Regions from separate parts of the Homo sapiens genome. Here region 2 is linked to region 1. The links are chromatin contacts, found by Hi-C or POLR2A ChIA-PET in ENCODE. All regions are on one chromosome and are shown on one strand. Each heading gives the region's core, a stretch centred on a gene start or an enhancer-like site at or near the end of the contact. The rest is flanking DNA. Distances are from core to core; before and after follow the strand shown.

Region 1 (5,966 bases), core at 1,918-4,417:
GAATTGTTTTTTTTTTTAGTTTATGTTGAATTTCACCTTTCTTTTGTATCTCCTTGAGTAACTTAATAATCAACCTATTCTTTACCTGGTATGTCAAATATTTCATCTTGGCCTAGGTCCATTGCTGGAGAGCTAGTATGATCTTTTGGGTATGTTATGGAATCCTGTTTGGTCATGTTGCCAGAATTATTTTTCTGGTTCCTTTTTATATTGGTAGACTATTTCTTCTAATTATTTTTAAGTTTATTTTTAATTTGGCTGTGTTTTTTTTTATTTCTTTTTTCTCCCTTTGAGGGTATATTTTTAATGATTGTGGTTTATAGTAACCTAATTTGGCTCTGGGTGCTTTCAGGGATGAAGACTCTGTATGAGTTCCTTGTTTATAGAGAGTCTTTATATTATGGCCTTTTCAGCTGCTGGTTGTAGTGACAATGTGCTCAGTGTATGAGCAGGTTCATTGTTTCCTGTGTGGTTGAAAGGGCAGAGTTCTCTTGAAGTTTATCTTATTCCCCAGTGGTGTGCATTTATTTATTTATTCTCCCCCTCTACCCGCCAGGATTTTATTTACTGAGTTGAACAGTTCAGGCTTCAGCCCACTAGGGGAGGTGTTTATGGGTAAAAATCAGCTGTGGTTAAAGCAGATGGGTAAATGCCATATTCAGTGGTGGACAGAGGTTCCAGACTTGACAGAGGCAGCTCAGGGAGCTCTTAGTGAAACAGACTGAGGTATTTTCAGGCAGAAAGGAGAGAACCACCTCAGCTCCCCTACCAAGCCAGTAATCTGCCTCCCAGTCACACCCTTGACCCAATGTTTGGCTATTCAGATCAGACAAGTGCCTCTTTTTATCTGTAGGAATGCTGATGTTCTTTGTAGAGAAGGATTATGACTCTAACCTTTATACAAGCCTGAACTTGGAGGACACTCCTCCTATGGGGATGCAATCACTCTGCAGTGTTTCAAAGAGGCTGTCTACAGGTGCACCCATGCTGAGATCCCATGGGAGAAGCCCCAGTGAGCTGTTTCTGCAGTGGTGGGTGAGGGAAATAAGAAGACCCTTTTCCAAGACCTTTCATGAACACCAGGCTGCCTGACTGTTGGGGAAGAGCCACAGACTTTCCCCACTGAGCCCAGCACTGCACCTTTGCCTCTGTTGAAAAAATCTTCCCACAAGCAGAAAGTTCAGAAAAGCAAGTCCTGCCCTCTGGATTATAATGTCCCACAGGGTGCTCCCTTGATGTACTACATTCCCCCTTCCCCTAGAAGTAGGAGTCCTTGAGGACCAGACTACTGTGAATCCTGCTGTTCCTCTGGGTCTAGCCACCCAATGGTACTGCCACACTCCAGGCTGGTACTGGGGAATTTCTGCAAGGGATCCAGAGATGTGACCTGTCCTCTAGTCTCCCAGAAGCAGGTACTAGCACCAGCTCTGATGGGGGTGGCAGGGGAGTGATGCAGACTCTGAAATTCTTTGGTTATAAATAGCCTTAGTTCATTGGCTTCCTCAAATAATGGTTGTAGTAGTAATGAATTGGTCACATGGACAGACTCAGGACCTCCTGGCTAGCAAGGTTCATGCAGGCAATAGTGATAAGCTATGATCGTACACAAGTTTCCTCCTTCTTAGGTGCAATGTTGTTGTGCCTGCAGATGCTGTAATGGACTGTGTCAGTTGGCCTCCAGCCAAGAGGTGGCACTTGCCAAAGAGCACCAGCTCTGGTGGCAGGAGTGGAATATGTGCTTGCCTTATATCACCCAGGGGAAGCATTCTGGTGTCTCAGGCAATGGGCAGGGCATAAAGCTCCCAAAACTTCTGTCGCTTGTGTTATGCTACCAGGAGCGGTGGAGGGGCAAAGTCAGATAGGAGCTAGGTCAGGCAAGTCCACACTGGCTCCAGTCATGTGGGGCAAGCAGCAGTCCCAGTGGGGATAGGAGGGCAGTTCCCTAGCCACTGGAGTAATGTTCCAGGGAGGAGCACAGCTGCCTCTGCTGCACAGAAATGTCCACCCAGGGAGTGGGGAGTAACAGGCATGCACTTGGCAAGGCAAGTCTCACACCACAGTGTTCCACTAGCAGCAGCTAGCTAGGTTCCGGGCAGTCTGTGCTCAGAACTCAAATCTGCCCCAGGCCATAAGCCTTCCCCATGGAGACAGAAACCGTGGCTTTCAAGCCATGCAGTTCCCAGTCTGCTCGTGAAACAGGAGCACCCACCTCCTGTGCCCCTGGCTACAGCCCACTTCCCATTCACCCCTCAGTTCTGGCCACGGTAGTTTATCCCTGCTTGAGATTATATTACAAATCTCAGTTGGGAGCTTCTCTCAACCTATAACCACTGCCTGAGTTAGCTGGCGGACTTCCACAAGGTCCCCTGAGAAGTAGGATCAGGAATGGCTTCCCTCCATCCCTACTGGAGTCTAAGAGTGCACGCAAAGCATGTCCTGATGCCGCTCCTCATCTTCTCCCTACCACTCACTAAGTCAGCTGCAGCATTGAGTAGGGTTAAGGCCTTTCCCCCATGGCCTGGATTGCCTGGCTCCCCTGTGGGAGTATATATCCCAGAGGCAGTTTATCCCCTTCTCCCACTCTAGGGACTTAAACAATTTTCTGCCTGGTTCACAGTGCAGGTTGCAGCCCATCACTTCTTTCAAAGGTTCTGGGGTTTCTTTCAGTTTTCCTGTTAAGTTTCTGTGTTGCTTCCTGGAAAAAAGTTCACAGCATGAATGTCTACATACTATTTTGTCTTTCCAAGTGAGAGAGGCATGCTAACAATGTTTCCAAGCTGCCATCTTGGACCTAACTGGCATCTTCTTTTGTTTCAGTTATGACAATTTAGAGTGGCTGCTCATGCTCTTTGTCTGCCTTTGCATTTTTTTACATCCACCTACCAGTATTTTGGAAGAAAACAAAGAAACAGGATTGTGGAAAGATAGTAGGCCATGAAAACATAGAGACCTCCTTCCACAGACATTTAAAATGCAAAACCATGAAAGTGTGTGTCTGAGCTTGGTGGGAGTAAGGGGGTAAACTCCAGGTGCAGAAATAAAGCAGGAACTGAAAACTAGGGTGGTAATTATGTGAGCAGATGCTGTGATAGTCCAAGGCATGTTTATTAGTCTCCATAATCCTCTTGAGTTTCACTTCCTAAGGAGAGGTAGATGGTAATTCCTTCAGGCCTATGTGAGGTAAAGTTGAAACTGAAAATCTCTCTGTAAAACCAAGAATCTCAAAGGGACACCCCTCAGTGAAGCAGGGAGAAGGCCAGAAAGACTTTCGCTCAGTGAAAAAACATATATGTCACTAAGAAATCAAAACCCTGGTTCTATACCTCGCACAAGCTAAGGACTGGAATCATATAACCCTCGTAGTCTAGGAATTCCCATGCCAAAAAATTAACATTAGAAATTAGTCCATGCAGGTCCTTCCCATGTGTGCAGGACACAAAGCTACTATCGAAGGACACTCCTATAACATATATAACATGGGATTACCAAAAAGCAGCCAAGCCCCACACAACCCATCATTAGTGAATGTCAAAAGACAGACAAAAAGAAGGTCAGCTACACCCCCAATGACTTGAGATGAAAGAGCAACCAGAAAAAGATGATAAAATCAGTACATTTAAAAGTATTCAAAACATATCCTATGAAAATACCAAGAAAATAAGACCCTAAGAGAAAAAAGTGGAGATTTTACAAAATCTAAATGGAACTTATAGAAAGAAAAAAATATATAGTCCTTGAGATTTTGGTAAAACATGACAGATTTAACACAAGCGCTTATTCTACTTCTGAAACCCGACCAAAATGAAAGTAAAGAAAAATTTTTTAAAGGCTTAAATATGTAAGGTCATGACAATGGAAGAGAAGACAATAAATGCCAACAAAATTTTGGAAGCTAGAACTAGGATCAATAAATGATAGTTGATTTATTGAGCTGGAGAAAGTAGAAATCCAAACCTATGGTGTTGATGTGAGAGAGAGAGTGGTGGAAAATAAAGGAAATGAAAAATAATCAAGGTAATTCAAGTTACTGAACCCCAGGAAGTCAAGTAATTAAGAGCACCAGGACCTCTAAAGACAGGGAGAGCAGCAGACCAAAGAAGAATTGGTTGGAAATCTTTAAAAAGTAAGATTAAATCCCCCAAATACTCTTCTAACACCCAAGTAGCCAAGTGGCTACTTCTAATTCACCAGGCAGAAGAGTGCAAGTTAAACCAGACAAGTCTGGACTTGTGGATGCCAGGCGCTACTGAGGACACATGCTGAAAACAGAAGAATTAAAAGAAAGTTTACATACTGCAAAGGGAGATGCCCTCACTTTTAGCCCCCTCCCTCTGCCCAGTTCCCGGCATGCTGGCAACCAACTTAATGCAATGCTAAAATGAAAGAGAAAATATTAAAAGTAAAAACAACAAAGAAATACATATTATTTACAAGAAACAAAAATTAGACAATTATCAGATTTATCAACAGCAACATTTAAGGTGGGATGGTCAACAATTCTAGTTTTCCTGAGACTGAGAAGATTTCAAGGTCTCCGGACTTTTTAGTGCTGAAATCAGGAAAGTCTTCATAAACTGAGACAAGTTGGTCACCCTAATGCAATGCAAGAAGACAACAAAAAAGTATCTTAAAAGTGCCAAAGGAAAAAAGGAAAAAAAAATCTGTATACCTTGAATTCTCTATATATCTAAAGTACCCACAATTGACTGAGAAATTAAGAAATTTTCAGACAACTATGACTAAAGAGTTTACTGTTTGTAGACCCTTGCAAAACAATTACTAAATGATATATTTTAGAAAGTGGAAAGTTGAATCCAAAAGGATGGAGTGGAAGGCAAGAAGCAATTATGAACAAATAAATTGTTAAACATCTAACAAATCAAAATAATGATAGACTATATAAAATAGTATTAATAATGATGACTAACTTAGGGCATATGGAAATAGAATGAAAATAAATAAAAATCACAGTGGACTAAAGGGAGTTCTTATATTTTTCTAGGGGTTGAGTAGTGATTATGATAACATTAGAAATTAAGTCAACTGTGATGGTTAATATTAGGTGTCTACTCTACTGGATTGAGAGATGCCTAGATGGCTGAAGAAGCATTGTTCCTGGTGTGTCTGAGAGGGTGTTACCAATGGAGAATGACATTTGAGTCAGTGGACTGGGAGAGGAAAACCCACCCTCAACGTGGGTGGGCACCATCCAATTGGCTGCCAGCTCAGCTGGAAGAAAGAGAGAGAACCTTCCCACTCTCTCTCTTCCCATGCCATGCTGGACACTTGGCTTCCTCTCCTGCCCTTGGACATCAGCCTCCAAGTTGTTTGGCCTTTGGACTCTGAGACACCCATCAGAAGCCCCTCCCCCTGGTTCTCGGGCCTTTAGCCTCAGAGAGAAGGCTACACTGTTGGCTCCCCTGGTTTTGAGGCTTTCAGACTTGGACTGAGCCACACTACTGGCTTCTCTCTTTCTCCAGCTTTTATCTCAAGGGAAGCCCGTGAGACTAACAGCAGAACTCTCAGCAGAAACTCTACAAGCCAGAGGATATTGGGGGCCAATATTCAACATTCTTAAATAAATAATTTAAAGTTAAAGTTAGTAGGGGTCAGGTGTGGTGGCTCACATCTGTAATCCCAACACTTTGGGAGACCCTGGTGGAAGGATCACTTGAGGCCAGGAGTTTCAGACCAGCCTGGACAACATAGTCAGACCCATCTTTACAAAACAATTAAAATATTAGCTGGGTGTGGCAGTGTGTGGCTTTAGTCCTAGCTACTTGGGTGGCTGAGGTGGGAGAATCTCTTCAACCCAGGAGTTGGAGGCTGCAGTGAGCTATGATTGTACTACTGTACTCCAGCCTGGGAGACAGAGGAATACCTTGTCTCATAAAATAATAAATAAATGAATAAAGTTAATGAGAATAAACCTACCCTGCACTCACAAGAGGTGCAGCTGGCATCAT
Region 2 (5,966 bases), core at 2,234-4,733, 110 kb before region 1:
CAGCTTCTGCCACACTAACCTTCCCTTTTCTGTAGAGGCTGCCTGCCTTAAAACTGTTACCTTGGTCTTTCCAGAGCCCACCCGTACCCTGTCTCATCTCTGTCTTCTGAATCCTCATGGTCCTGGAAGGCCTAGATCAGATGTTATCTCCTCCAAAACTGCTTGTCTGATCCTCCCAGGTGGAAGGGAGGTCTCTCTTCCTTTCCTTTTCAGTGTCATTTGTATCTTTCTAATAGTAAGTATCACTTCCATTATTTAAGCATACATTTTACCTTCCCTATTGAATGCTGAGCCCTACAAGGGCAGGATTAATGCCAAATTCTTCCTTGTTGAAATCATCTTCCTCCCGCTAACACGATCTAGAACAGCATTTGCACGTAGCTGCTCCTCAGCAAAGTTTTACTGAAATAAGTGAATGGATATGTAAGAATTAGATTTTGCAAAACCAGAAACAAGGCTTTAGGGCAAAACAGTGGCTTTCATTATTGTTGCAAATTTATCAGAGAGAAAAAAGATCAACTGAAAGGTTTAGTTCACCCTCAGACTTTTAGTAGGCTGTGGAGATGTGATAATAATCACAGAGTCAGCATGGGACTGGCTGCTCATTGTCTACTTTCCTAGGAATGCCTCCTTCATTTGAAAATTCAAAATAGTTCTGAGACTGCTAAGAAATACTAGATGAGGTTGGTATTGCAAAAGGGCATTTGTTGTTAAATTGCTGTTTGGGAAAAGGACAGTAATTGTCATTGTCAGTTACAGCAATTATCTTCACTTTGGTGGATTGTTCACTTAATTGTAGGTGAATTCTCTGGCCCTCTCTCCCTCCCTGTCTCTCTGTCTGTCTCTCAATATTCTCCTTTGTGGGCCATTTGTAATTATCCTACCAGCAAAACTATGCACCATTGTATTGTCTATGATCCATGTTTACAAACAAATCAGTTAGTACCCCTTCCAGTAAGGATAAGTCGAAAAATATAAGGGTCTCTGTAAACTGAGATCAGACTACCAGGTCCCTTCTCTCTTTAAATTTAGTGTTTTACAATTGAGCCTACATAAGGAGTAAATAGAAATAGAAGTAAAAGTATAGACCCATCAGCACGTTGCCCTAAGTCCTTGCTTGTATGTTATGGGAATTTGATCATTATTATCCCATCACAAAAAATAGTCTTCTCATTCTATCGGGAGAATTATATTCTTAACCAATTGCACCAGCATCACTTTCTGATGTCTCTAAATATTTTTCAGCAAATTCTACTAAGTTGCAGTGAGATTGCAGCATACCTTTATACAAACTTGGCCTGCTCTTAAGCTATCGTTGCTTTATTACTTTACATATATGCCAAAAAGGTTGAATGACACCTACCAAGATAATAATTTTGCTCTCAGTGGCAACGAAGATGGTCTGTGTGCTATTTATCAAGTTATTCCTTATAAATGGTAAGTCATCTCCTCTGTGCATTCCTAAGTGAGCAGTTCTTTGCCTCCTTAGGAAATACCAAACTGGATCTTGTGATCTAAAGACAGAGCAGTTAAGAGGAAGTCAATAAGGAAACCCTACTCTTCCGGATGATCCTAGGAGGTCCATCGGACTAGTCACATTCATCTTTCCTCTTGCCAATCAGTTTCTTGTTTTTAGAATTCTTTGAGTTATAGTCACAGTTCCTTAGAAATGATTTGAAGAGAAAATTGTCCTTTGGCTGGCAGCAAAAATCATTGACATCAGAGTCTGTTGTTTGGGAGTAATAACCCGGGAGAGGGAGAAATGGCACATTCAGGCTTGCCAACATTTGAAATACATGGAAAAGGGACAGTGGCAGTGCCATTGAACTCTATTGAAATCCACTGGATTAAGAAGCTTTTCAGAAATAGGGAAATGGGAAAGTGGTTAGCATTGCGTTAACAATGAGTGCCTATTTTGTAAACAGAAATAGTTGGCATGTGTAGGAGATGAGTCCCACTCATTGTTTTTAGAAGTTGAGCAGCTATTGCTAGTTTATGAGTCGTCTGTGATGCATCTGATAAGGGGGTTCTAAGAATTCAATTCTCTTAGCCCCAGAAAGGTAGGGGTGTGTGTGCGTGTGTGTGTGCGCGCACATGCGCTAGAGTGTATACCCTGAGTTCACTCAGTCCTATTTATGCTGAGTTGCCTCAGGTGCCTTGGTCCTATCCAAGGACAGCAGTGTGATCTCTGTTTTGGTACAGTGTATTTTTCTTAGCCTGCAACAGACAACTTAACTATACTGGCTATGGTTTTACAGCATTATTTACCTCCATGATTGGTAGAATGCCTTCTCTGCTCACTCATCTGGTTTACAGTAGGCCAGGTTGGAGTTATCACAGTAGAGCAGGTTAAGTGTGGTGCAGAGAGTTGGATTTTCAAGGTTAGCTTGAACTTTTATTACTCACAGAGTGGTAGTTGGTTTAATTAGAAAACTACTCCTTTGTGGGCCAGTTAGTTTTGCTTTGTTCTCTGGCCACAGACTTTACCTTATGTCAGGCACATGATTTCAAAGATCTGCATCTATATCAGGGGTCAGCAAGGGACAGCCTGCAGACCAAAGCCACCCGCAGCCTCCTTTTGTGTGGCTGGCTAGGTAAGATTGACTTTTAATTTTATAAAGGACTTTAAAAAAGAAAAGATAGTTGTAAAGTGTACATTGTTCCATGAGATCTTTATAACAACCCTGTTAATTACCCCCATTTTATAGATAAAGAAACTGAAACTGCCTTTGCAAAATTATAACCAAGGAAATTATGACAGTGAAAGAAATCAGACCTAACCAACTCTATCTTGCTTCTAACCCTTAAGCTGTCCTTGTTCATTCCTGGGCATAGGCCGAACTAACTTTGGGAAGGAATTCAGTTCATGGTTTGACTGAAACAAAATTGGTAACAGCCCTTTTCCAAAAAGACCCCCTTCTTGCCTGGGGTCCAGTCTGCCTTTGCAGGACTAACAAATTAACTACACGATTAGAAATTACAGTTTAGGGGTCATGCAGCCTCTGGCTCCAAGAGTCTGAACCTCCCCAAATTGCTCCTCGGGGTAACATCATTATTGTAAAACCTAAGATCAGTGCTTGAGATATTTTGCAGAGCTGTACTCCATGTATCAGCTGACACCACCCAGACTGGTAATCTCGCCCAACCAGTTCTGCCATTGCACCCAGGAACAGAAGACAGCAAGAAAATCTTACTTCACCCCCCTATGATTTCATATCCAACTTAACCAATCATCACTCCCCACTTCCCAAGCCCCTAGCTGCCAAATTATCTTTAAGAACTCTGATCCCCGAATGCTCTGGGAGACTGATTTGAGTAATAATAAAACTCCGGTCTCCCACACAGCTGACTCTGCATGACTTACTCTTTCTCCATTGCAATTCCCCTGTCTCAATAAAGTGGTTCTGTCTAGGCAGCAGGCAAGGTGAACCCATTGGGCGACTACAAAACTAAAATTAACGGAGGCTAAGCAACTTGCCCAAGATGACTGACATCTGTGGGGAGGAGAGCAACAAGTCCATTGGGTGCTCCTCTTAAACCGCCTATTTCTCCTTAAATGTGTCTTGTTACCACAAAAACAGAATGGGAAAATATGAATGAAGCCCCCAATCCACCTTTCTACCGGAACAAAAGTCCCAAATACCCACCGAGAACAGCATATTCCTTTACTTCAACAGTCACATGGGATTTTTCTGTCACTCAAGAGTTAACATCTTTAGAATATGATAAAGAGTAGGGATCTAGGTTTGAGGAGAAGGGAAACGACTTGTCCTTGTGGAGTGGGAAAAGAGGAACGAGGACACATCAAGAGTGTCAAGAGTTATAAATGGAGTGCCCACAAAACCCACAGCCCTCTACCCACTATAGGTTAAAAACAGGAAGTGGTAGTGGTACATGGCGCTCTTTCTCACTGGTACAACATCCTCATTTAAGCTCAGACCTCCCTTTAACTTTTTTACAAAGAACCAACTAAACTAAAATTCTATTTTTACTGGGATACTTCTTTTAGATTCCTCTTTCTTTTGAGGATTATATTAGATACTATTTGAATTGGCCATCAGCAATGCATATTTATTTTTCTAGACAAAACAAAATACCTAACTGACAGTGAGGCTAGTTTAAGAAAAGCTTTGCACCACAGAGCTTAGATTTACCTACAAGGAAAGAAATGGAAAGAACGGTACAAATAATTGCTCTCCACCTGTTTCCTGCCTGGCCTTTTAAAACCACCCGTTTAATTCCCTAATCTAATTTGTAAGCATTATACATGATCACATGCTACAAGGTCACCGTGTGCTGGTCTTCTGACCCTCAGAATTTTGAAATTTGATCAGAATTTAGTGACTAAGAAGTCCACTTTAGGACTGAATAATTATGTTTCTACTCCTTTCTGTAAGTATTTTGTGAGCTCCTTAATCAAACAGGGATTCTATTAATGAGCTTAAGACTTAAACAAATGCAACTCTCCCCTAAAAAGGGGTTAAAATAATAATACTGTCACTTGAAAAGTTCTTTATATTTTTATTGTAAAACTAAGATAACCATTAAACCATTTTGAAAATGCATAAAATAAATGAAATAAAGTATAAAGAAAACACGCAAAGTCTCTCTGTTCGGAGTGTTCAGGCTCACCTTAGACAAGCTCCATTAACATTTCAATGTATTTCATTCTAAGATTTTTGTTTGGTCTTATTTTTTACAGTGTTATTCCACTCTGGATGTTTGACTTTGATAGACAATGCAACGTGATGGGTAGGGACTTTGGAGTCATACTACCAGGGTTTGAGTGCTCTGACACTAGCTGTGTGACCTTAGACAAAATACTTAACCTCCTTGTTACCTTATTTACCTTATCTGTAAAATAAGGATAGTAATAGTACTACTCATAAGTGAAGTATTTTAAAAAGTGCTTAGAAAGGGCCTGATATATAATGAATACCCCAACATTTGGTACTATTAATGATCAGTAAAGTGTTTTATTAATTATATTGAATCCCTTAAGGTAAATTAAAGAGCTTGACAAAACCCATTTTCATATAAAAGATCATTTTGAATTTTTCAAAATATTTAACATTTTCATATGAATTTAGGGACTCAGAACACCTTGTCCCTGTCTCTTTGCTTTTGGGCCTGCCTCTTTCCATCTGAGCTCTCATTAAACAAAGGATTTTTTTTTTTTGAAACGGCATCTCACTCTGTCACCCAGGCTGCAGTGCAGTGACATGATCTCAGCTCACTGCAACCTCCGCCTCCCGGGTTCAAGCAATTCTCCTGCCTCAGCCTCCCGAGTAGCTGGGACCACAGGCATACGCCGCTATGCCCAGGTCATTTTTTGTATTTTAGTAGATAACGTAGATACGGGGTTTCACCATGTTATCCAGGCTGGTCGCGAACTCCTGAGCTCAGGCAATCTGCCCACCTCTGCCTCCCAAAGTGCTGGGATTACAGGTGTGAGCCACCGCGCCTGGCCAGGATTCTTCTTCTGTGTCTCTTTCCTCACCACTTAAGTCTTCCATTGGCATTGCTTCCCTAGGCCAGAAACCACTATTCCTGTCCTCGAGCCTCACTGAGAGCCTCTGGTCCCTCACTTAAACCTTCTACTCATGCCCTACTTCCTGTTTCCACTGGCTGGCTGTCACACTTGCCTGGAAAACCCCTGAAGCTGTGCTTTCCAACCACACAGACACGGCGACACTAAGTTCTTGGTCTGCATTCTCAGTTGGGTCCTCCCCACAGTCCAGCCCCTCCATCATTTTCAGCTAGTGTTCTAGTCTCTTCAACAATGTTTTCAAATCTTTATACAGGTATTTCCCCTAGAATAATTGGGGGTGGGGATGGAGAAGCAGGGAGAGTTGGTGGAGATGAAAGATGAATGGGAAAGTGCAAGGTGAAGATGCAGGAGGGTTGAGACCCTTGAGAAAGGTAGACTAGAAGTAAGAGGTAGAAGAGGGTGAGGGAGAGGCCAG

Evidence for each region. Hi-C counts contacts between places; a loop is a spot of excess contacts on that map. ChIA-PET counts read pairs that join two places held with the same protein, here RNA polymerase II (POLR2A). Pooled maps may share reads with other maps.
Region 2: a loop to region 1 is called in a map of OCI-LY7, with 6 times the contacts of the local background. The contact joins two enhancer-like sites. A Hi-C loop is called at or near these places in 1 of 168 maps with a recorded cell type or tissue (OCI-LY7), 10 of 37 single-sample maps with no recorded cell type and 6 of 50 pooled maps. POLR2A ChIA-PET finds 5 or more read pairs at or near these places in 1 of 52 experiments (BJ).

The regions. Positions count from the first base shown.
Region 1 is chr12:46,106,057-46,112,022 of GRCh38, reverse strand. No RefSeq gene overlaps it. Among named protein-coding and RNA genes, the nearest start is that of SCAF11, 120 kb to the right of the region's middle. RefSeq lists an enhancer at 643-782. Within about 2 kb of position 3,167, at least 2 of the 41 ENCODE cell types and tissues checked have a DNase peak (open chromatin) inside an H3K27ac peak, as active enhancers do; they include OCI-LY7, where a contact is called at or near this core.
Region 2 is chr12:46,216,073-46,222,038 of GRCh38, reverse strand. The region is part of intron 5 of SLC38A1 (solute carrier family 38 member 1); the gene reads left to right. Among named protein-coding and RNA genes, the nearest start is that of SLC38A1, 50 kb to the left of the region's middle. RefSeq lists a silencer at 2,055-2,114 and enhancers at 5,469-5,528, 5,699-5,966. Within about 2 kb of position 3,483, at least 15 of the 41 ENCODE cell types and tissues checked have a DNase peak (open chromatin) inside an H3K27ac peak, as active enhancers do; they include OCI-LY7, where a contact is called at or near this core.